2 separate regions of the Homo sapiens genome follow, and region 1 is linked to region 2. The links are chromatin loops, found by intact Hi-C in ENCODE. Cell type or tissue: heart left ventricle. All regions are shown on one strand. Each heading gives the region's core, and the rest is flanking DNA. Links, peaks and the distances in the headings are about the cores only. Region 1 holds the start of SPRY4 (sprouty RTK signaling antagonist 4). Region 2 has its middle 13 kb from the start of FGF1.

Region 1 (11,944 bases), core at 3,924-11,923, 380 kb after region 2:
GCATTTTAGGCTAGGACTCGGTGACCTTGGGCTGCCTGCCTCTAGAGTCCCAGCCCCAGCCCTAGGCCAGACCTCAGCCCTGGGCTGGGAGCCTTTCATTGGTTCCTCTGACAACAGCCAAGCACAATCCTATAGTGGCGTAGGAAGAAAAAGACTGCCACACAATCTCCCCGTGCGGCCAGAACAGCGGCAAGACAGACCTTACAAGGGACTCAGGGCCAAGCCCTGGCCCAGACTCTGCTCTTATCCACGCATCAAAGCCACCCCCCGCCCCGGACTTCCCGGAGGCTACAGGCTCCTCCGTTCCAGGGAGGAGCAGGGCCTGCTGCGAGGGCTCCCCGCCTTCCTGGAGTCAGGCCTAATGGCGGGGGCTTTTCTTTTCACCGGCTTGAGCTGATCCTCACCCCCGCCCCCCAACGCCACCATCATTAACAGCGAAGAAAGGATCCCCAGCCATTTCCATTTCCTCTGCGGCTCAAGAGCCCCGTTGTTATTTAATCCTGAGGCCACCCCGGCAGCATCCTCGGCGCAGCCGGCTCCACCCATCCACCTGGCCAGTTCTCGGCCGCTCCCACTTCCCCGGAGGGGAGGCCGGTGAGAGGTGGGGGATATTGGGGAAAGGCGCCTACAACAGCGAAGGGCCGTGGGCCTTCGGTGGACCGAGGCTCCTCAGGCCAGCGTCCTGTGAGGGCTGGGAAACCGACTGGGACAGAGAAAGGACACCTAGCTAGGGCGACAGAGAGCGGGCAGACGCCCGGGCACTGCGGACATTGCACTGGGGCGGGGGGCGGGGGGAACGCTGGGAGGCGAGGGCCAGGCTTCCTCTGGCTGAGTTGCCAGAATCGCCCCGGGGGGTACTGGAGCCGGAAGAGGCCTGGGCCCAGTCACTGTCTACACCCAAGAAATGGGGGGAGGGGCGGCCAGCACTCACGAGAGATTCAGCCTCAGGAAAAAGAACCAGATTCACTCACCAATCCTCACCCCACCCTTTGATATGAATGATGGACATTTTCCTAATTTTTGGTAAACGCAGCTTCAAGACCCCTCCCGCCTGGCGTCTCTGGTCTAGAGCAAGAGAAGGCCCCCAGTAGGGGTCCTCCCGCCCCCCCTTTTGACTGCCTGCGGGGGGCAGAGATCCCCAGATCTAGGTGTGCCCTCCACCACCCTGCTCTCAACCCGGGATCCGGAGGCCGCAGCGTCCCCCACCCCCCAGCGACACTGACGGTTCCTGCCCAGGCCCGCAGTGGCGTGAAGGTGGCCTTTACCTCCTCTCGCAGGCTGGGAGGGGGTGCAGCCCGCGCAGCTGGCCCAGCTGCAGCAGTCGCCGCCGCCCTCCATTCATTAAAAAAAAAAAAAAAAAGGCAACAACAGCCTCCACTGGAACCTCCACCCCTCTTTGTAAAAGAACGACGGCTCCTGGTGGAGCTTGAGCCAGTCCCAGCAATCACGGGTTAAGATCTTTTCCCGCCCCCCATTCATAAAAAAAGGAGCGGAGCGCATGCGCGCTCAGGGTCTGTTGTGCCCACCCATTCATAGAATCGCGAACGGCACGCGTGCGCACTGGCGCTCCCTTCCCTCCCATTCATAAAAAAGCCATTTTCCCAGGCAGTGGTTGCAACATCGCCGCGGAGGTAGCGAGCTGAGCTGACAGCGCGGAGCTGGCGCTGTGGAGCGCAGGGAGCCTTGCCGGTTCCTCCGACCGGCGTCTGCGAGTACAGCGGCGGCTAACCTGCCCCGGCTTCAGGATTTACACAGACGTGGGGCGATGCTTGTGACCCTGCAGCTCCTCAAAGTAAGTCCATGGCTGGTTTGGAGATCTGAAACTGCCCCTCTCTGAGCCGCGACGCGACTCCCCCCTTGGGCTGGGGCAAATGGTGCGCTATTTCTAGGCGCGCCTCAGTGTTCCTTCCCTCAGCCTGCGCCTCCTTGAGTCGCTGCGGTGCGCCGCAGCTCCCTGACGCCCTCGGCCCGGCCGGCACGGCGCCGGGGGTGTTCACAGCCTGGCACCGCCGTTTCCGACCCCTGGGCATTGCCAAGCCCGGCTTCCCCGCCCTCTGAGACTCGGGAAGCCCCGTGCGTGTCCCGGGAGTTTGCCTCTGGCCTGGCCTCTTTCCTTCTCCTGCCACCATCCGCCTCGAACGCTGGAACGGGCGTCTCTGGGCTTGGTCAGGAGCCACCGTTTGGGTCGGGGGGCGCCCTCGCTCTGGGCGGCTCGCCCACCTCCCAGCTCGGTGCCCACGGTGCCAGCTTTGCCGTGTATCTCCCAGCCCGCCGTAGCGGCCTATGCTCGACGTAGATTTTTTCTTTCTCTTCGGAGCCGTGACGGACTGAATTCCCTCCCCTTCTGCCTCTCCCTCGATGGTCAGCGAGGGGCTGGCTCAGGACTGGGCATTCCTACTCCCTCTCCTTGGCGAGGCGGTTCCTCGCCGTCTGACCTTTGCTCCGCTGCCGCATTTTATGCTATGCAACTGCCTTGCAGTTGACTTTTTCTTGCCTGGCCTCTGTAAGGCCTGAGGCTCCTCGGCCACCCTGTACCTCCCTATCCTCGGGCACCGAGCTGTGCCAGGCCCCGGAGCCCCCAGGCCGCGCTAGGGCTGCGGTGGGGGTTGAAGGTGCGTTTACATAACACCAGGCGTGTGGGAGCTGGAGGAAGAGGTTGCGAATGTAGGAGAGATAAGGCTCCTGCTTTCCCTCCTTCCTTCTTGGTGGTACCAGGCTTGACATCACAGAGAAGAGGATAGAGACGGTATGTTCTGACAAATTCTGAATCGCCAAGACCCCGGGGACAGTGAGCTGGGTGAGGGCGGGTTTGGCTAGCCAGGGCAGCTAGAGCTTGGCTCCATCACTGGGTCCAGGGCTGTGCCCAGTTCCCCCTCCATGCAGACGATCAAAAAGCATTTAGACAGTAGCTGCTCTTGTGCAAGAAGACGGTTTCTCAATTCTCCTTGATTGGGGGCAGGGGGTTGTGGGCAGGAGAGGCAGGGGAGACAGAAAATGGTTGCGTGGCTTATAGGGCTGAAGGATGGGCAAGAGAGGCGAAATGGGCTGGAGGGGCTAGATGGTAGGCAGAGTAGGGAGCTGCTGGCTGCCTCTTTCACCAGCTGCTGGAGGGGCATCCATATTGCCAAGGCCTCTGTGAGGGCAGGAGGCCGCCTTCTGGCGCAGCAAGGCTTCCGTACCCCCCAGCGCGGTTAGTGCTGGAAAGAAGAGTGTACAGTGGGGTGCCCAAACCTAGTGGCATCCCCTTCTTTCCTGCCTCCAAATCAGTGGCGTGATTCTCTCCAGTTTTGGGAGAGGCCAGACACACTGGAGGCCAAAGAACTTGCAGAGGGGCGGGAGCAAGCACTCGTCTGTGTCTGTAGCTGACCGAGGCACTAACCTCCCTGACAAGTCTCTCGGGATTCAAAGCTGGAAGGTATAAGGCTCAGAGAAGTTGGGAACTGCGGGTTTATCAATCTCTTAATGAGCTCAGTCTGGCCTGAGGCCCTACCCAATATTGCACTGGTGGATTTCACAATGTTTGGAGTTCTCCAGATCTTCACACAAATGGAGCATAAACATCTCTGAAATTTTCAGCCTTTTTTTTTTTTTTTTTAGGGCGGGTGTCAGGAGAGCTAGGAGAGGCAGGGCTGCAGTTAAAGATTTCTCTTTCTCTCTCCCTCTCTGTCTCCCAGAAGGGTGGGAAAGAACTAGTGGAGATGTCCAGTGTGAAATCACATTTCCTCTTTCCCATCTCTTGGGAGGGTTCTCACGTGCTGCGAGGCTCCAGCAAATCCTAATGTGGTGAACAGCACACACACTTACCAACCACGCCATGTGGCCAGTACGGGTGTAGGGTGGGGATTTTAGTAGCAGATTTCTGAAATCTTCATGGACAAATATTGGTCAGTTACAGTGAGCAGACTTTAAAGGCATCTGTTGGTTATCAGGAGTCACTCCCTTTCAGTGGAGTGTAAATGCCCTCTTGCCCTTAGCCCTCCTGCCCAGCTCCATGACCTTTTCCAGATCACCCTCTGAAATGGCCTCATCTCACTGAAGCTTTAGTTGGGGGCTGGTGGGAGGAGACAGAACACATAGTAGGGCAGAGGCTGTGGACAGGTGGACATTTGGAGCTTACGGATGTCGTTTTCATTTATATATATATATATATATTTTTTTTTTTTCTTGAGACGAGTCTTGCTCTGTGACCCAGGCTGGAGTGCAGTTGCGCGATCTTGGCTCACTGCAACCTCCGCCTCCCAGGTTCAAATGATGCTCCTGCCTCAGCCTCCCAAGTAGCTGGAATTACAGGTGTGTGCCACCACACCCAGCTAATTTTTGTATTTTTAGTAGAGACAGGGTTTCACCATGTTGGCTAGGCTGGTCTCGAACTCCTAAGCTCATGATCCGCCGGCCTCTGCCTCCCCTGGGATTACAGGCGTGAGCCACCACGCCCGGCCTCATATGTCATTTTTATCTGCATCCTCCCAGAATTGGCGGAGAGATGTGGCTCTTTGGAAATCTGTCCTGCCCAGTTCGCACCCACCCATGACCCCAGCCCCAACTTTGGTAAACCAGAGGTTTGGCTGACTTTCGTGAATAATAAATGAAAGCAGCCTTTCAGTGCCAAATTTGAAAATCAGTGATATAAAAGTTAAGAGAGGAATAAAACCCATTAATACTTACAGAAGTGACCCTTGAGCTGTGTTGCTCTGGGATTTAATACTTTGGGACCATATGTGGGGATTCCAGTTTACAGGGCTGAATGTCTTGTTGTTTGACATCTTCTAGCTCCAAGATTTGTGCCCCCACAGTGTGTTTTTCTGTCCTTGGGCTATCCTGTTGATGAGGGCCTGGGTGTTGGTGCAAAGGAGGCCTAGGAAGGAGCCCTCCCTCTTTATTCAGAAAAGTCCAGTGTTTCTTGGAGAATCATAGTGTTCCATTTGGTTCTAAATCCACAGTGTTTGTCATCTGGCCTCTACTTAGGTGGCAGTTCCCTTGTGATGACAACCTGGCTAAGGATTCTCGCCCAGGCCTCTGAATTTGGAGACAAAGTTGAAAATTTGGGGTTTTGAATGTAGACATGACAGAGTTTTTAAGGAAGGGAAATGGCTAGAGTGGAGAAGGTTCTATCTCAGGGCCGACCTTATCTCCCTGAAAGGAGAAAGCAGTGACTCATTAGAATATGTTTTTGCTCTTTCAAAAGAGCCAGGGGTAGGTGAACAACTTTCAGAAAGCTGTATTGTCCCTTCCAGACCAAGCCAGGGGCTAGAACAGAGCAGATGTGTGACTAGGCAAACCTGCTAAGCATGGCCTTAGCTTCCCCATCTGCACAGTAGAGAAAATAAACTCTTCCCAAGGGGACAGAGGCCAGCAGAGCTGCTAGTGAGCGGCCAGGACTAGGGCCATGCTCATGGTTATTATTGGGCTCCTAGGAGGAGGGCCTAGTTTTAAGGGTGCCCCTTTCCTGCACAGGAGGTGTGGGGTGTTGCGTGATGTAAGAGGGAGGGTATTCTTGGCTCTCGGGGTCTGGGGCCACCCTGCAGATCCGGACAGCTGACAAGGCTGGGGAATGTATCCGGGACATGTGGCTGGGCTTAAGAGGCTCCACAGTTCAGCTGTGATCATGATTGTTCTTTCCAAGGACAGGCCCCAGTCAGTGAAGGAAGCAAGGGCACAGGGGAGGGAGCACAGATGTGCTGGATCTGGCGGAGAAGGGAAGGGGCCCTTCGGGGCAGGTGGCCACTTGCAGAAGAGTGGTTTCCCTTGTCAGTAGTCTTTTTTTGGTTGGGGGAAGGGGAAGTCATTTCCTGCTCCTGTCCCAGGAGTAAGCTAAAATCTATTATTGTAAGTTCATTTCTTGGTGGAGGGTAAGAAGACAAATAATAAGATCTTAGTGTCTGTGGGAGGAAGCCCTGCCCTAGGAGTCTAGGGTTCTGGTCCCACCCAGACCTGGACTTGGCCAGTAGTTCCCAAACTATGCCAGTGGTTAACAGGCTCCTTCTGACTCCTTCTTTACTGACTCTTGGCTTCTAATCCTTCTTTATGGGAATCTGAGCAGACAATTAAGGCGGTAATACAGTGAAGCAGAAACTCGAAGCTGATTAAATAGCCCAAAGCCCAAAGTCCAGCAAGATTCCCACCCTTCCGTGTGCTGGGGCTTTGGAGCTCAGCTGATTGGCTGTGAAAGAGAGAAGAGAAGAGGGTTGGGAATCGGTAATGTGGTGGGATGAAGTGATGAAAAACAACCGTTTTTTTTTTGTGATCTCTGACAGATTGTGGCCAGAGGTGAGCTTCTTAGTGCTGGTGCTGGGGGTAGGGAGGTGGGGGAAGGAAGAAAGATTCATAGACAAATCCAGCTGCCCAAATGCTTTATTCTTCCACTGGGGCCATTCTCAGCAGAGATTGTCTTTCTTTGCAGGGTATAGGGAGGGGCAAGTCCTCTGCTTCCCTCAGCATCCCTCCCCCTCTTTTTAAAGTCCTTTTAAAGCAATAAGTCATTATTTGGTTGTAGCTTAATTAGCTAAACTGGAATAGTGTCACAAAGAACCAAGCAATAGTGGTGGGCAGGCTCTCTGGCAGCCTAGAGACCTTTATTCTGAGTTGTTTAAAGGGTTAAACAGCCTTCACTGAAAGAACCCGCTGAGACTGAATGGGGCAGTGCTTAAACTACCCATTCATTCACAGCCTCTTGCCAGTTTGTCATTAGCTGACCTGTAGCTTTCAAAGTACAACTGTCAGGTTTTCCCAATATTTCCCAACTCACCTCCCTAGGGTAAGTCAAGGGGAGGGTGTGGGTGGGTGGGATTAGGCATCCTGCTCAATTGTGCGGACATTTAACATGCCTCTTGATTCTTTTCAGCCAGCCTGTATTGAGCGGTTTGCAGCCTGATGCTCAGCCCCCTCCCCACAGGTACAAATGCAGTGAGTGTCAGACTGGCTGGTTCTGGGCTCCCAGACCCGCCAAGCAGCAAATACAGTGTTGCGCGTGTTCTGGGGATTTTGATATCCTGCTGATTCAGTATTCTAGGACTCTCTGTGCCCTGGCTCCCTCCCTTCCTCACAGACCTGGGCCAGGGACCCCATCAATGAAGGTACCCTAGGGACCCTTAAGTTCAACTTGATAGGTGGGGAGGAGTAGAGATTCCTTTCCACCCCAGGGTTTCCTTTTGGGGACTGGTTTGTAATAAACTCCTACAAGTGAAATCCATTCAACTATAAGAAAACTAAAAATGAAACCACTTTTAAGACGGGGGATGGCATGTAACACTGAACTGGAGTGAAGAGCACTTGAACTCTGAGCCTTCCTTGAATGAGAGAGATTACAAACCCCCACAGCCTTCACTCTCCACATTGAAAATTCCCCTCCCTGGGGTTCAGGCTGATGTAAGCCCCATCTGGCTTTCCTTCCCTGTTGGTTGCATTGCAGAGCCCCAGGATGTTCTAATGATGTTCCGTGAGGGCTGGAGGAGTCCATGGTTGTGAAAGTGATGGCACTTTCATGCCTTTCCATAAATTCCCAGAGGTTATGGAGGGCTTTTGTAAGTCAGGGCTGAGAGGTTAATATTTCAGCCTCTGAAGCCTCTGCTGTCTTGGTTCAAATCCTGCTCTGGTCACTTGCTAGCTCTATGACCCTTTGTGCTTCCATTTCCTCCTCTGTAAAATGGGTTCTCTCTTGAAGTATGGTGAGGATTAAATGACTTGATTTATGGTGAGAAAATAAATCACTGAGGGCTTAGCACGGAGCCTGGCACCAAGAAATGTTTCGTAAATATTAGCCGCTTCCATAATTATTATTTATTATTATTAGAAGGTTGAGTGGAGGTAAAAGTCCCTTCCCTCTTGCCAGTTCGTAAGAGTACCACCTAAACTTGATAGAGGTGCTTCTTTGGCTAAGTGGAGTGCTGGGTTTGTTTCTCTGTCCAGTGTCTTCCAAATTGGCCATCAGTCTCTTCCAAACTGCTTAAATGAGGCAAAACCTCCTCTCTCTTATTTATATTATAAATCTCTTACTACCTTGCAGGGGAAGCAGGGAGCACATATTAAATTGCACTTAAGATTGTCAGCATTGCTCAGAGTGGAGGGTGGGTGTTTCTCAGTGAGTAGAGATTGATCTACCAAATCAACTGAGAGTTGTTTTTTCTTTTTCTTTCTTTCTTTTTTTTTTTCTTGAGACTCAGTCTTGCTCTGTCACTCAGGCTAGAGTGCAGTGGTGCGATATTGGCTCACAGCAACCTCCGCCTCCTGGGTTCAAGTGACTCTCCTGCCTCAGCCTCCCAAGTAACTGGGATTACAGGCACCTGCCACCATGCCTGGCTAATTTTTGTATTTTTAGTAGAGATGGGGGTTTCATCCTGTTGGTCAGGCTGGTCTTGAACTCCTGACCTCAAGTGATCTGCCTACCTTGGCCTCCCAAAAGGCTGAGATTACAGGCATGAGCCACTGCGCCAGGCCTTCTTTCTTTTCTTTTTTTCTTTCTTTTTTTTTTTGAGACATCATTTAGCTGTGCTGAGGGGTTCTTAAATAGGCAGCTCAGAAAATTGTTTTCCTTTGTCAGCCACATAAATTCAGCAGAGGCTCTTGGAGGGTCCCTGCTGGTGAGGGGTGAGGCCAGCAGTGGAACTCTGATTTGGTTTTTGCTGAGCTGGTGGTTGAAAGGAATCCTACTACATCGGGGTTATAATAGGGAAGATACATTTTAGAATATGCCCAGTGGAGCCATCGGATGCTGCATCGTCCCCAGAGAGCCAAGTCATCGTGGGCCAAGCTCCCATCCCCATGTCTGGCCTCAACTGCAGGCCCAGATGTTGACAGCTGCCTCTGGAGGGTTATGGGAGCCTGTGAATGCCAACATCCCCATTGCCTGCAGCGGCTGCTCCCATCCTGGCTTCCTGGTGGGACTTTTCCATGAATTGGGGAATCTGCTTTCTGATTCCAAGGCCTATTAAAATTTCTGAGCATTGCCCATTTCTTTTGCTTTATCTGTAGGACATGGGCTGTTTTTAAAGAACCTCACAAATGAAAAAAAAAAAAAAAAGTGAATCTGCTTAAGGAAAGGGAGTCTTTTACTTTCTTCCACAGCATGACCAGACCCAATCCTGGTCCTGAGAGACAAAACCCAACTATATGGGGCAATAGAAGCTTCAAACTGCTGCCTACATTGTGTTGGCAGGACCCTGAATATTCCTGACATCGGTTTCTGGAACAAGGGACTCATGTTATCATTGTCCGGGGGTGAGGGTTCTGGCTGGTGCTGGAGAATCTTATCCGTGGCATTTTTAATTCTTAGGCCAAGCCACACCCTTTCCTCCAGGCAGCGTCCTCAGTGCTGGACCTTGGGCTCCTAACCCTGGCCTCTTGCCCCAAACTCATTTATTCTAGAAGCAAGGCTTTGGAACACCTATTGAGAATAAGTGGGCAGGCTGAGGTAGCATTCCCTGGAATTCCTACGTTGTCATCAGCCTGATCCTTGGAAAAACTCCTCTCCATAGATGCTTACTTGCATTCCCTCTCTCCAGCCCTGACCACAGGATCTCCAGGGGAGGCTGCTTTGGCAAGTGGCTACTCTTTGGTGGCAGACCTGCCAGACACTTAAGGTAAACTCTGCCACAAGGAAATCGCCAATTCAAAGGTGATGCTATGGTTTCATCCGAAGAGAACATGGGGGCAGGCACTGCCACTAGGTAGGCTTTCTCCAAGACAGGAAAAACAAGGCGTGTAAAGAAATACCAGCATCCTTTTAAGTAGGCAGGGCCATGGGAGCAAAGCCAATAGTTGATGCCCTGCGTGAATGGGAAATATCAGTTGACTGAGCATTGAACCTCGCAGAAAAGACTGGATGCTTTTTGGATTTAGCAGTGTAAGTGATATACATACTGGAGCCCCGTGGATAGCCCCCTTTTTATCCCCTTCATAAACTTTTATCTAGAGCTAGCTTTTTATTTTAGACAGGTTCTAGATAAACCTAACAGCAGAGGGGCAGGATCAGCTCTCCTAATTAGAACATCGTTAGCATCTTGATGCAAATTTAGTAAATGCAAAAGCATTTACTAAAACCCCACCCCATAATACATTAATGCAATGGCCTTTTTTTGGTTTTGTTTTAAAGACTTATCTTTCTCTTTTACCCTCCCTCCCCATTCCCTGGGGTTCTTAAGATTGGGGTGGAATCTTCCCAGAGTGTAATCTTTCCCTTGGATTCCAAATTGTATCCCCTTGAGCAGAGGTCTTGGCCTTCTGCTGCTATTTCTTTAAATTGATCTCCAGCAGAATTCCAAATGTAAAGGTCAGCAGGCAAGGAAATGGCACTTCTAATAGAAAACAATGTGCACTTTCTAAATTTGAACCAAGCAGTTTCCGCTCTTTGATTTAAGTGACTTCCTGGGGTTCCGTGTCAGGCACTGCAGTTGAATCTCTGGCTGGATTCCAACTTAAAATTGCACTCTCTCGGTGAAATTAGAAACTGATCCAGGGTTGGCTTAGCTACTCTAGTAAATAGCATTTAGGCTGAATGTTCAGCTCAGCACTTGGAAATGGGTGATGTGAGTGCCCCTCGAGAGGATTTCCCATCCAAGTTGTCAGAAGCTCACATACCCAGGGATTATTAGCCACTGCAGGTTGCTGCTCTTAAGAAGTGGTAGTAATAAGTTAATATCCTGGATGTGCAGGCATCAGATACAGCCCTTCTCTTGTGAATATCTGAAATAAAGGGCTTGTTTATCCAGCTGATAAACTCCATGGGAGCACCCAGAGCTGTCTGTTGAGTTCACCACATTGTCCCCAGTGCCTGGCACAGTGCTTGGCAGGCAGTGCTTGTAAGTGCTCAGGAGATCTAAACTTATTCCCTGGGGTAGCGATAAATTGTTGCTGCGTGCCAGGTAATATGCTAGGTAATAGATAGTATTTTCTCATTTAATCCTTGCAAGAGCCCATTTTACAGATGACAAAACCAAAATCTAAGGCATAGAGATGAAAGAACTCATTCATAGCAATATTGCTAGACCAAAGTGAGAGTCAAATTTGAGTGTTGTTCCAGAGCCTGTGTTTACATCCACTGAGCTATGTGTCTTAAATAAGGAGCATGTTTCACAGTGACTAAGAGAATGAACTCAGGCTGCCCAGGTTTGAGTCCTGCTACTGATAGTTTTGGATAGTTTTGTGTGACTTTGGACAAATTAATTTCAACATGTCTTTTCTCTAAATAGAAAAGGGGGATAATAGTAGTTACGTTTTAGGCTTATCATGAAGTCAATGACTTAATGCATATGGTGCTTAGGAGAGTACCTCCATCTTAAGTGCTCAGTAGTATTATTTCCACCACTGACTTCTTGTCATTATTAATCATCTTAAGCTTGGGGAGTCACTGGAAAGTCCACAGAGGGATTTTAGTTCCTATGTCAATTGGGCGGCTCCCAAGGACCTGATGGGGGGTGAGGTATTGGCAGGCCACATACTGATGCCTGGAATCCATTCTCTCTTCCTTTTCCCCACCCCACCCCCAGGGCCCCTAGAAGCCTGTTTCTCCGTACAGTCCAGGACCTCCAGCCCCATGGAGCCCCCGATCCCACAGAGCGCCCCCTTGACTCCCAACTCAGTCATGGTCCAGCCCCTTCTTGACAGCCGGATGTCCCACAGCCGGCTCCAGCACCCACTCACCATCCTACCCATTGACCAGGTGAAGACCAGCCATGTGGAGAATGACTACATAGACAACCCTAGCCTGGCCCTGACCACCGGCCCAAAGCGGACCCGGGGCGGGGCCCCAGAGCTGGCCCCGACGCCCGCCCGCTGTGACCAGGATGTCACCCACCATTGGATCTCCTTCAGCGGGCGCCCCAGCTCTGTGAGCAGCAGCAGCAGCACATCCTCTGACCAACGGCTCTTAGACCACATGGCACCACCACCCGTGGCTGACCAGGCCTCACCAAGGGCTGTGCGCATCCAGCCCAAGGTGGTCCACTGCCAG
Region 2 (12,313 bases), core at 2,162-10,161:
TGGATTTTGGTATCTGCAGTAGGTCCTGGAACCAATCCTGCTGTGGATACTGAGGGATGACTGTACTCTCAGGAGGAATATAACACAATAAGTTTTACTTTACTTCAACCAACAATTTTTCATATACAATTTTAGCACACAAGAGAATAACCAGGCCCATAAAGAAATAAGAAAACATGAGATCCAGTAGAAACAACTACAATAGAAACAATACCACAGAACTCCAGTTAATGGATTTATCAGATACGGACTTTAAATTAATTATGTTTACTACACATACGGAGATAAAAGACAGTATCAACAAATTTGGCAGAGAACTGAAAACTTTAAAAAAGGATGAAAAAGTTGTAAAAAATAACCAGTGAACAATTTAGAATTTAAAATATATACTAACAAAAGCAAAGAGCTCAGTGGATACTCTTTACTTGGTTTAACAAAAAATTATACACAGCTGTAGGGAAAATTGATGAACTGGAAAGTAGGTTAGAAGACAACATCATGACGAAACATGGAGAGACAAAAGGATAGCAATGCTACAGAGAGTAAGAGATATGGAGATAAAATGAGAATTAAAATTTCAGAAGGAGAAGAGAAAGAGAATGGTGCAGCATCAATATTTGAAGAGAAAATAGTTGAAAAATTCCCAAAATTGATTAAAGACAACAAGCCACAAATCTCAGAAGCCCTGGGAGCTGCAAGCAGGAGAAATTTTTAAAAGCCACACCTAGGTACATCACAATAAGACAGATGAAAACCAAAGACAAAGGGAAAAAAAAATTACAAGCAGCTGTCATTACTTGAAAAAATGTAATAGACTGTTAGCTTACCTCTTGATAGAAACAATGGAAACTAGAAATTAGTGGAATTTAAATGTCTTTCAAGTGCTGAAATAAAATAACTGTCAACATTAGAATTCTATGTCCAGTGAAAATAGCCTTCAATAATAAAAGTGAAATTAAGACATTTTCAGGATTCTTTACCAGCATCAAATACTAAAGGATGTTCTTTAAGCAGAAGGAAGATGATTAAGGATGATAGGTTATATAGATGCAGAAAGAAATGAGGTCCAGCACGAAGGTCCATTTGAGGAAGTCTAAATGAATTATACCGTATGAAACAATGTAACACAGTGCTGAAGATTTAAAAAATTAAAAATATTAAAAGTGCATACAAATCAGGAGAGGAAGTAAATGAATTGAAACGTTCTAAGGTCCTTGTACTATTATGGAAGAAAATGAAAGTGCCAATTAACATTATTAGCCTTTGCTAACTCAGAGACCCATACTGTGATCTATAGGATAAACTCTAAAAGACTACTAAAAAGATATGTAACTTCCAAAACAATGGAGGCAAAAACAATATTTTCCAAAAGCAGGCAAAAAGTGAGGATAAAGAGAACAGAGAGCATGTGAGACAATTGAAAACACTTAAGAAGACGGTATATTTAAATTCAAATATATCAGTAATTACATTAAATGTAAATAAATTAAATAGTTCAATTAAAAATCAAAGATTGAATTGGATAACAATCTGCATACTGTTTATAAGAAACATACCTAAAACATTTGTATTATAATGTTGAAATTAAAAAGTGGAAAAATATAAATATTAACAAAAATTAATGTTATCTATATTAATATTAGACAAAGTAGACTTTAAGGCAAAAAGCATTATCATAATGATAAAAAGTTTAACTCATGAGAAAGTACAATGATTATAAAACTTGTACACATAATATAGCTTCAAAAATATAAAACTAAGATTGACAAAACTGCAAGAAGTGAACAGATACATGAGTAAGGATATAGATTATTTAAACACGATTAGCAAACTTGACTTAGTGGACATGTATAGACTGTTACATCCAACAATTATAGAACTCATGTTCTCCAAATATGACTCTCCACCTTCCAAGCAAATGATAGGATTGAAATTCTGCACCTCATTTTATGTTGTATACCCATATGACTCGCTTTGGCCAATAAAATATGAATAGAAATAATTACCAGTGTATTAGTAAACATGTCTTCTATTTTTTTTTTTCTTCTTGAAAGCAGAAATCCTTCAGTCCAGGTCCTTGAGCGAGGGTGATACAGAATGGAGCTTCCCAACCCACCTGCAAATGGACAGACGTGCCCAACTGTGAGTGAGAAAGGAGCCTTTGTTATTTTAAGCCACTGAGAGGTGGGGATTATTCATGATCACAGTCATTTCACCTTTTTTTCTACTAATACACATAGAAAAAAAGATGGGCTGTTTTCCAGGCACAGAGGTGAGCCTGTTTTGAAAGAATATGGTGTGATACAGTCCTGGTGAGTTCACTGGCTTAAGTTCCAGGGAGATGGGCACAGAAATTGTGGCTGAGGCAGAGAAAGCAGCTCCCAAGAAGAGCTTATGAAGATTGGCTAGAGGGCAAGTTTTAAAGGGACATGGATTTAACAGTAAATATTGGATATTGTCCTACAAGTTGAAGGATCTCCAGAAGTTGGTGACTGACTTGACTACTGATAACAATGGAGATGAACCAGGAAGAAGCTGATCAGTATGAAAGGGTGGAATTAGGTAAAGAGCTACTACCAATGAACACATTACAGTTTTTGTTTTTGTTTCTCATTCTCTAGAGGTAGCCATTATTAAGAATTTGGTGAGGGCCAGGTGCGGTGGCTCACGCCTGTAATCCCAGCACTTTGGGAGGCCAAGGAGGGCAGATCACGAGGTCAGGAGATCGAGAGCATCCTGGCTAACACAGTGAAACCCCATCTCTACTAAAAATACAAAAAATTAGCCAGGTGTGATGGTGGGTGCCTGTAATCCCAGCTACTCAGGAGGCTGAGGCAGGAGAATGGCATGAACCCAGGAGGCGGAGCTTGCAGTGAGCCAAGATCACGCCACGGCACTCCAGCCTGGGCGACAGAGCAAGACTCTGCTTTTTATTAAAAAAAAAAAAAAAAAAAAAGAATTTGGTGAGAATTTCTCCAGCAATTGCATGCACATGCAAACACACACACACATACACACCAATTTAAAAAAACACACATCTCATCAATCATATTCTACCTGCAATTCTGAAAAAAAATTCCAGCTGATAATATCTCCATGGTTGTTTTCCATGTTACCACAAAGAGATTTGCCTTTCTTTTTCATTGGCAGCTTAGTATGCCATAGTACCACTGTATCACAGTTAGGCAACCATTCTGTTGACACTTAGGTTGTTTCCACAATTGCAAACAATTCTTCAGTGACCATCCTTGCAAATAATATCCATGCATTTCAATATCTTCTTTCTTCAGGCAATAAGACCAGCTTTGTCACCATTCTAATGGTAAAAATGTTAAGCTGAGTAACAAAGGAACACAACCAGGCTAGCTATTTGAGATGGTTATTTTTGGTTAATGGGTGACAGGTGGGCTTCAACTATGCCCAGAATGGTGTTTAAAACATAGTGGGCACTCAATAAGTATTTGCTGAATGCATGAATGCATAAACAAGTGAATCCACAACCACTATAGACACTTGTCAGGCCTGCCCTGCCCCCATTTATGATAGGATTTTTCAACCCCAGCACTATGGACTGTTAGGGCCAGGTAATTCTTTGTTATGGGGAGCTGTCCTGAGCATTGTAGAAAGTTTACCACCATCCCTGACCTCTACTCACTAGATGCCACTAGAACAACCCCAGATGCAACAACTAACAATGTCTGCAGAAACTGCTAAATATCCCCTGGGGAAAAATCGCTCCTGATTGAGAACCACTGATTTTTAATACGGGTTGAAGTTGCGTAAGGGCAAAGGCCCTTTATGAAAACAGCTAACTCTAGGCTGGGCACGGTGGCTCATGCCTGTAATCCCAGCACTTTGGGAGGCTGAGGCCAGCGGATCATTTGAGGTCAGGAGTTCGAGACCAACCTGGCCAACATAGAGAAACCCCGTCTCTATTAAAAATACAAAAAAAATGATCTGGGCATGGTGGCACCTGTAATCCCAGCCATCTATCCATCCATTTATCCACCTATTCCTCAAATACCTATTGAGCACCCACTGTGTGCCAGGCCTGTAATCCCAGCTACTGGGGAAGGCTGAGGCAGGAGAATTGCTTGGACCCAGGAGGTGGAGGTTGCAGTGAGCCAAGATCGCACCACCACACTCCAGCCTGGGCGACAGAGTGAGACTCCAACTCAAACAAAACAAACAAACAAAACCCCAACTAACTCTAAAAACGTTGATCCTACTTCTCCCTGATCCTCTCATGTTATAGAGGCCTTTTTTTCCTGGGTCTTCACAGTTTTTTCATAGAGATTCTTGGATACCTTATTTTTGGTTTGGATTTCGTTTCTCCAGGGCTACCTTCCCTGATGCCTCCCCCATCAACTCATGTATATATACATGAGGATTATAATGTATAATAATCTTCATTATACATTGTTAATCTCCATTATTCATTCTCTAATTACCAAATACCTCTCCTTGGTGTGGAGGAAAAAAATATTAAATTTGAACTCAATTGAACGTGGACACAAACAATGGTCACCAACTCCCGGAACAGGTTGTGTGAACCCCTTGAGGCATTCATCCAGCACAGTTTCGGAGAAATCTCCATTTCAATCTATTCCTATACATTAGTTATTGAAAAATAACAGACAATCACAAAAACAAGTTGACCTTTTTGTGTTCCTTGAGCCCAGTTGCGAAGGGCCCTCGTGACTGGACCTCATGCCAAACAACTCGTTACAAAAGAGCTAGAGTCCCAGACTGTGCCGAAGCTTCACAGACCTCTCCTCGTCTGTGCACAGATGAGTGGCTGACTCTGGAGTCCAGGCTATTGCTTCCTGGCCTGGTGATGAATCCTCCATAGTCTGGTGGTATAAATATATATATATATATTTTTTTTTCTTCTCCCTTTCCCATTGCAATTTGCTTATTATATCATTTGCTTATTATATCTGCATTGCTAGTTATATGGGATTCAAAAGTATTGTGTGTGCCTTTTCTTCTCCCCTCACACGTTTCCCGCACAGAACACTTAGTAGTGCTTATCACTGTTGAATTCTTACATTTATTGAATTAATTATTAAAAGTGTATCCATAATCTGTTTCCCTCCCTGAGCTTCCTAGAGGAGGCCATCACTAAGAATTTGCCATGGAACATGCCATTTTTTGCTCACTATTTTTATATCTAGTGCCTAAAACAAGGCCTGGCACACAGTAGGTGCTCAATGGGTATTTGAGGAATGGCTGGATGAATGGATGGATAGATGGCAACCTAATATCAGTCAGCAATAGCCAGCCCAAGGGTACAGCAGACTTCACAAATTGTTCTTGTACCTTCTAAAACAATTTTGAAAAACAATGTTACATATACCCACATTTAAACATTTATGTTAATTTTCATCATTAAGTTTATATGGTTTCAAGAGCATAATTTCTAATATATTATAAAGCTGGAATTTAAAAATTAAACTGTGGGCCAGGTGCGGTGGCTCATGCCTGTAATCCCAGCACTTTGGGAAGCCAAGGTGTGTGGATCACCTGAGATCAGGAGTTTGAGACCAGCCTCAAACTGATGAAACCCCATCTCTACTAAAAACACAAAAATTAGCCAGGCGTGGTGGCAGGTGCCTGTAATCCCAGCTACCCAGGAGGCTGAGGCAAGATAATCTCTTGAACTCAGGAGGCAGAGGTTGCAGTGAGCCAACATTGCACCATTGCACTCCAGCCTGGGCAACAGAGCGAGACTCTGTCTCAAAAAAAAAAAAAAAAATTAAACTGTGGCATCATTCTTCAAGTGTACCTATTAATCTGTTATTATTTCTAATATTCTCTTTGATTTGCTTCCACAGTTCTGTCCCTCAATATTCAAGGAAGGAAAAGCAAAGTTGTTGAATTAAAAAATGCCTAATTAATCATTAAAAAAGACTGAATTAAAGTATTAAAGGAAGTTCCTAGTTTGGGGACTTTGATATTTTTATACTTGGGGCAATGGCACCTTATTAAGATTTGTGAAGACTGACAGGTATGATTTCCTTTCATACAGTAGGGGAAGGGTTATGAACACAGACACGTGCTCAGGCAAACCAGGTTTAGGAAAGAGTAGCTGCAGAAATGGAGAACTAACTGATTGTCTAAAAATAATCCTTGGTGTGGCCCTCCTCTTTGGAAAGCCTTGCAGACTCCCATCTGGGGTAATGCAGCCCAGTGACCTGCAGAGGGCAGTGTTGGACAAGCTGTTGGTTCAATCTCTCTGTCTCTTTCTCAGGGTAGTGGAAAGTGCAGTCCAGCTTGGATACAGTGGGAACCCGGCCTGGGCGGCCCAGCCCAGTCCTCTCTGGTGTGTGTGTTTGCACAACGAATTATTCACAGGAAAATGGCTCCAACGAGAATGGTGGCCAGAGACTCCATCCTGTACCTAGAACCAGGGCCTGGGACTGTAAACAGGTGAAAACCTTATTTTCTCTCCCCTTCAATAACTGGATTTGGAACAGAAATCAAGGATTGAAGTTGTGGGTCTGAATCAACCCTAAGGGTTTTGTTTTCCCTCTTATGAAGTGAAAACAACAGTGAAATGTCAACGATTCACATCTTCAGGAGACGGTAGGGCAAAGTGGCCAAGAGCTCAGACAGTCGGGAGTTCCCATCCCACTCTACCCTCTCCAAAGCTTAGGTGAGGAGCCTTTCCAAACCTCAGCTTCCCTGGATATCAAATAGGAGCAATCTTACCCTCCTGGCAGCGGTGTTGTGAGGATTAAATACAAGAATGCAGAAGTACTCCTCAAATGAAGGGCATTCAGCAAGAAAGAGCCCAGTAAATAACAGTGATAATGGTGAAGAGGACGATATTGAATTGGCATCTTGCCAGGCATGACATTTTCAAAACTTTCCATTCATGTCTGAAGAGGAAGGATCAGAGGTGAAAAATCAAACTGTCTCAATGTTGTAAGTTTTACAAGCCTAGGAGCCAGAGGCAGAAACAGCCAGGGCAGAAGGCAGAATCAACACATTGAGAGCCTAGCTCTGTGGCGTTGCCCACATCTGCCTTTCAGGGTCGGGGCTCCCATCCTGGTGTTGAAAAGAGGATCTTTGCATCTAAAATAGTGTGTATGATGACTGTGTGACACGACCACCAGACTCAGAAATACTCACCTGCCTCAGACATAAAAGTAAGGACTTCGTTCATTACGTTGATCCTCTGTGAAACCTCAAAAGGTAGCAATCAGCTAATTGAAGAAAAATGATAAGTTGGACACATTGCTTGGATGTACTGAAAGTAAGGCTCAGAGCAAAACCCGCTCCCTTCTGCCTCATATTGGGAAAGGTAACAGGGACTAGTGCAGAGAGAGGCATGGAGAGAATTCGGATGAGATCATTGTCCTTTCACCTGGCAGCTGTCCAGCCCCCAAATAGCTTTTGTGTCCAGTCCAAAAATAAGATCACATGAGAGGGGGAGAAATAAATATACAGTGCTTGTCCTTAGCCTTTCTGTGGGCATACCAGTGTCAGCTGCACTTGTAGGGGCCCAAGTGCCTCATGACCCACTCGGCAGCCTTCCTCTCCAGGATCCCCAAGGCTAGGAGGCCAACCTACTAACAGGTGGGTGGGTATGGTGTGTGGTTTCACTCAGTTCTTCTCATGGGGTTTCTCTGAGCTCCATTCATACCAGAAAGGGAGCAGGAGAGAGAGGACAAGTGGATCCAACAGCCTTCGCTCCAGGGGAATCAGGGCATCGCCTCCTTTTCTGGGAGGACACTCCCTTCTGATGGTGAATGGGAACTCCCTTCCTCCTGCAGCAGCCTGCCTGCAGCTGTCCTGGTAGAACAGTGTGGACATTGCAGAAGCTGTCACTGCCCCAGAAAGAAAGCACCCCAGAGCCAAGGCAAAGAGGTGAGTGCATCTGTTTCTGCAAAGGGCTCAGATTGCTACAGACTTTCTGCTTGGCTTCATGTTGTGCTCAGCGTGAACGTTCTCCCTCACCCCCGCCTTCCTGTTCTCCTCCCTGATCTGGGTCTGTGGCAAGCTTGAGTCTATGTGATGAATGCTAGAGTGAAATATTCCTGTACTGCCTTCTCTCATTCAAAGGCCAATTCACTCCCAGAAAGAACTGGGTAGGTCTGGTTCTTAGTGGGGAAGCAGGAAATGGTTCCTACTAAGTGAATTATCTTTGCTGAGATCCAAGAAGACGTTTACCAGGAAATCATTAGACAAATCCCATTACAGTAGACTTAATGCTTCATTTTAAAAAGCACTGAATGAAATAGAAAATAAAAGGATGCCAGCTGATTCTTTGTCGTTGGCAAAAAGGAAAAAACAAAAATGAGACATGCAGAGCCTCTTTTTCCCCATCACCTCCCTTCCCCATCTCTTCCTGATTTCTTAGAGCCCTGCAAAACATACTTAACAGATTCAAGAGTTCCTTTCTCTGGTTGAAAACAAGAGGAATAAAATCAGGGGTTTGGGGAAAATTGCTCTGTACACAGACTTCAGAGACAAAGAGGAGAAACAGATTTTGCAGCCTCGGTCTCCCCTATAATGCCTCCTCATAGAACATGTACCTATATCCATTTAGGGATATGGATAGACGCCACTATCACTTCCACACACAAACTGTTATCCTGGATGTAGTCTGCCCCTGGGCTATGGACTACAAATACCCATGCTAAGAAGCAACCAACAAAATTCTGGTAGGAACAAGGTCATTACTTGAATAAGTCAGGATTCATTTAGTAACCATGGACTGAAACCCAGTTTGAAGAGATTTAGGCAAAAAGAGGATTTTTTTATTAACTCATGTGCCTGAAAAAGCAAGGTTTTGGTATCATGAGATCCAGGGGCCTAGATGATGGCATCATGAAGCTGTCTTTCCATATCTTGGCTTTGCCTCCCCTGCGTCCTTCTGTTTCCAGGAAGACCTGCCCATTGTGAAGGCCACATGGCTGCAGCACCTCCCAGCTGACATCCTACTAGCACAGCACCGTACAAGAACAGGTGCTTCCCTTTCTAGTTCTAGCTAGAATCTCAGGGTCAATCTCATAGAACGAATGTGGGTACTGTACCCATCCTTGCCATGGGCATGGAGTCATTCCCATCCCCAAAACTGCATGGACTGAAAGCAATGAAGGGGTGTTTCCCCAGAAATGATCAGAGTTCTCATCCCAGGACAAAGGGGGCTAGATGCAGGGTGGCCGAAGTCAATGGTTGCCACTCTATGTTGCTTTTTTGCAATGGTCTAGATTGACTCAAAGCTCATCTGATAGCAGCTCCTCCCTCTTACATGCCATAAAAATGTATTAGTGACAGAAGTTCTCATAGGAAGGATAATTATTAGTGGAAAAGGTGACTAAAAGACTCCATGGCATGTTATTCCTAGAGATCCTTGAGAGTAGGAAAGACAGCAGGATGCTTGTCTGTGGCTTAGCTCCCAGACCATGCACCAGGCCCAGACCCACCTGGGCTCCCAAATTGCCCATGCTCACATGGGTCTCCCTTCTCCCTCACCCACCCTTGCCCAGTTCTGTCTCCCTCTCCTCTTCTGCTGTGAACTCATCTTGACTTGTGAGGGCCCACCTTGGTGCTGTCTCCCCTCTGAGGCCTTATCTGGCCCTTCCAGACTTTCCTGCTGTCTCCCCTCTCTGAATCAGAATGGCATTGACTGTCAGGATTGCAGTTTACTGTTTATATGTTCTTTAAGAACTTCATGTATCTTAGTTTCTCTCACAGCTTGAATTCTCCATTCTTGCGGGAAAATTAAGTTTCATTCCCAAGCCCTCTCTGTGGTAGCTAATAGATACTAGGTGCTTGATTAAGTGCATCCAGTTAATTGACCAATAGAAAATGAGTCTTCCTAAATAGATTAGGGAGAATGGATGGATTACTTGGGGTCGTTAATTCTTTTTTCTTTTTCTTTCTTTTTTTTTTTTTCTTTTTGATACAGAGTCTTGCTCTGTCACCCAGGTTGGAGTGCAATGGTGAGATCTTGGCTCACTGCAACCTCCGCCTCCCAGGTTCAAGCGATTCTTTTGCCTCAGCCTCCTAAGTAGCTGGGATTACAGGCATCCACCACCACACCCAGCTAATTTTTGTATTTTTAGTAGAGACAGGATTTTGCCATGTTGGCCAGGCTGGTCTCGAACTGACCTCCTGACCTCAGGTGATCCACCCCCACCTCGGCTTCCCAAAGTGCTGGGATTACAGGCATAAGCCACTGCGCCCAGCCTTGAGGTCTTTAATTCTGACTTTAGAAGTAATATAATAACTATAGCAAACACAGATGGTATGCTGGAGTCCCTACAGGCATCATCTCAGGTAATCCTCACAATGACCCTACGAGGCAAGTACTGCTATTATCCCATTTAGCAGATGGGTAAACCAAGTCTCAAAGAAATGAGTTACTTATCCTAAATTATACATCTAGTAAGTGGTGATGTGCAGACTATAACCCAGGATGCCACCTTCTCATTTCCTATTCCACTAATCATTTACACACCTATCAGTAGAATTTCCTGCTGCCTGAGTTTAAAGAGCAAAGGGCACAGGTGATGGGTCAGAGAGCAGGAAGAAGTACATGTATTTTAGACCCCTCTTCTGCCACCTGGGTGCCCAGTACCTCTACTGGGAAGTTCTTATTAGATTCTACCCAGGGGTGAGGGGTCACTCCCCTGCCCCAGAGCCTACAGGAATGTCAGGGATTTCACAAAAAGAGGTGTCTCTGGGACTCTGCAGAGAGTAGGGTGCTTTTTAATTAAACGGGGGTAGGGTGGTCTTTGCGGGAAATGTTGGCTAGAGGGTAGGCTTTAGAATTTAAGCTTGCCCCTTGGGCTGCCGGTCAGTACATTATGGCCCTGCCCTTTCTCCTACCCGCCACCAGGGTGACCAAGCTGGGGTCCTCCCTCAGGGTGTTTGGCAGGATTTGGAAGGCAACCAAATTCTGATCTCAAAGAACACCAAAATCTTGAGATGGTGATTTCTTGTACCATCTGTGCCCCCACATCAAGCCACTGGACTCGGCTGATGCAGTCATCTTTGTGCTGGCAAAACTTTTGGTTCAAGTGTATCTTGTTTCTTTGATGCACACTGGCCTATTCATATGGCTTCATATCTTGGAAAGAGCAGATCCTATTGATTTACGTCATTTTCTTTATCTTTACAATATCCTGTGGCAGTGTGAAAGAGCTGGTGTTCTCACCTTCCTTCCATTGATAGCACAACTGAGGCATAGTGAGAGTGAGTCGTGACCTTTGCACAGAAGGTCCCAGGCCAGGAATGTAAGAGATCTGAGGTCTTTAGAACCCAAATCTGCTTGGTTCTCCATGAGGTTATGATGGTGGGCAGGGTGGGGGGGAATACATATATACAGAGAGGCAGATAGACATAGATAGATAGATAGATAGATAGATAGATAGATAGATAGATAGATAGATTATAGATAGATAGAGATATAGATAAATTCTTCGGGTAAATCTTTAAGAGAAAAAAAAAACACTGCTAGACCCAAGAGAAATGAACACATGTTCACACAAAAACTTGCCCATGAATAACAACAGTATAATAATAGCCAAACAGAAGAAACACCCCAAATGTTCATCAGCTGATGAACAGAGAAATAAAATGTGGTGTATCCATGCAATGAAATATTATTCAGCAATAAAAAGGAAAGAAATGTTGATATGTTCTCCAATACAGAAGAACCTTGAGGACATCACACTAAAGGAAAAATGCTCATGTTGTTTGATTCCATTTATATGAAACGGCCAGAACAGGAAAATCTATAGAGACAGAAAGTAGATGAGTGGTTGCTTAGGCCTGGCAGGAGGGAGGAATGGGGAATGAACTGCTAATGGATATGGGGTTTCTTTGGGGGGTGACAAAAATATTCTAAAATTATAGTTGTGATGGCCGCACAACTTTGTAAATATACCAAAACCACTTAATTGTACATTTTAAATGGGTGAACTTCAGAGTATGTGAAGTATATCTCAATAAAGTCATTTAAAAACCCAAACCAGCCTGGCCAATATGGTGAAACCCTGTCTCTACTAAAAATACAAAAATTAGCCGGGTGTGGTGGCGCACGCCTGTAATCCCAGCTACTCGGGAGGCTGAGGCAGGAGAATAGCTTGAATCCTGGGAGGTGGAGGTTGCAGTGAGCCAAGATCACTCCACTGCACTCCAGCCTGGGCGACAGAGTGAGACTCTGTCTCAAAAAATAAAAAAATAAAAATAAATAATTTAAAAAACCCAAACCACTGCTATTGAAATAATTAACCCCGCGACAGGGCTTTGCCAAAGGATGTGATCTCACCCTGTAAGCTCTGAGAAGCTTGTC

The links. Hi-C counts contacts between places; a loop is a spot of excess contacts. Peaks named below come from ENCODE experiments on the same cell type or tissue, not always from the same donor. Only the 100,000 strongest peaks of a DNase experiment are listed, where the experiment ranks them.
Region 1: a loop joins it to region 2, with 2.3 times the contacts of the local background. A loop is called at or near these places in 9 of 110 quality-filtered maps.

What each region holds. Positions count from the first base shown.
Region 1 is chr5:142,314,692-142,326,635 of GRCh38, reverse strand. It overlaps SPRY4 (sprouty RTK signaling antagonist 4), which reads left to right and starts at 1,615. Exons shown (of 2, transcript NM_001127496.3): 1 at 1,615-1,792; 2 at 11,481-11,944. The coding sequence starts at 11,528. SPRY4-IT1 (SPRY4 intronic transcript 1) reads left to right here and starts at 8,314. Exons shown (of 1, transcript NR_131221.1): 1 at 8,314-9,016. SPRY4-AS1 (SPRY4 antisense RNA 1) reads right to left here and starts at 1,343. Exons shown (of 4, transcript NR_120664.1): 1 at 1,266-1,343. RefSeq lists enhancers at 2,149-2,208, 1,690-2,652, 2,653-3,617, 6,300-7,044. In heart left ventricle, for the core only: a CTCF peak has its summit at 8,613; no DNase peak of the experiment used is centred there; H3K4me3 peaks cover 6,100 bases; H3K27ac peaks cover 6,958 bases.
Region 2 is chr5:142,693,184-142,705,496 of GRCh38, reverse strand. It overlaps a transcript of FGF1 not described here. Among named protein-coding and RNA genes, the nearest start is that of FGF1, 13 kb to the right of the region's middle. RefSeq lists a silencer at 6,255-6,304. In heart left ventricle, for the core only: a CTCF peak has its summit at 6,192 (motif pointing right); DNase peaks (open chromatin) are centred at 6,236, 7,404 and 7,753; H3K4me3 peaks cover 3,142 bases; H3K27ac peaks cover 3,343 bases.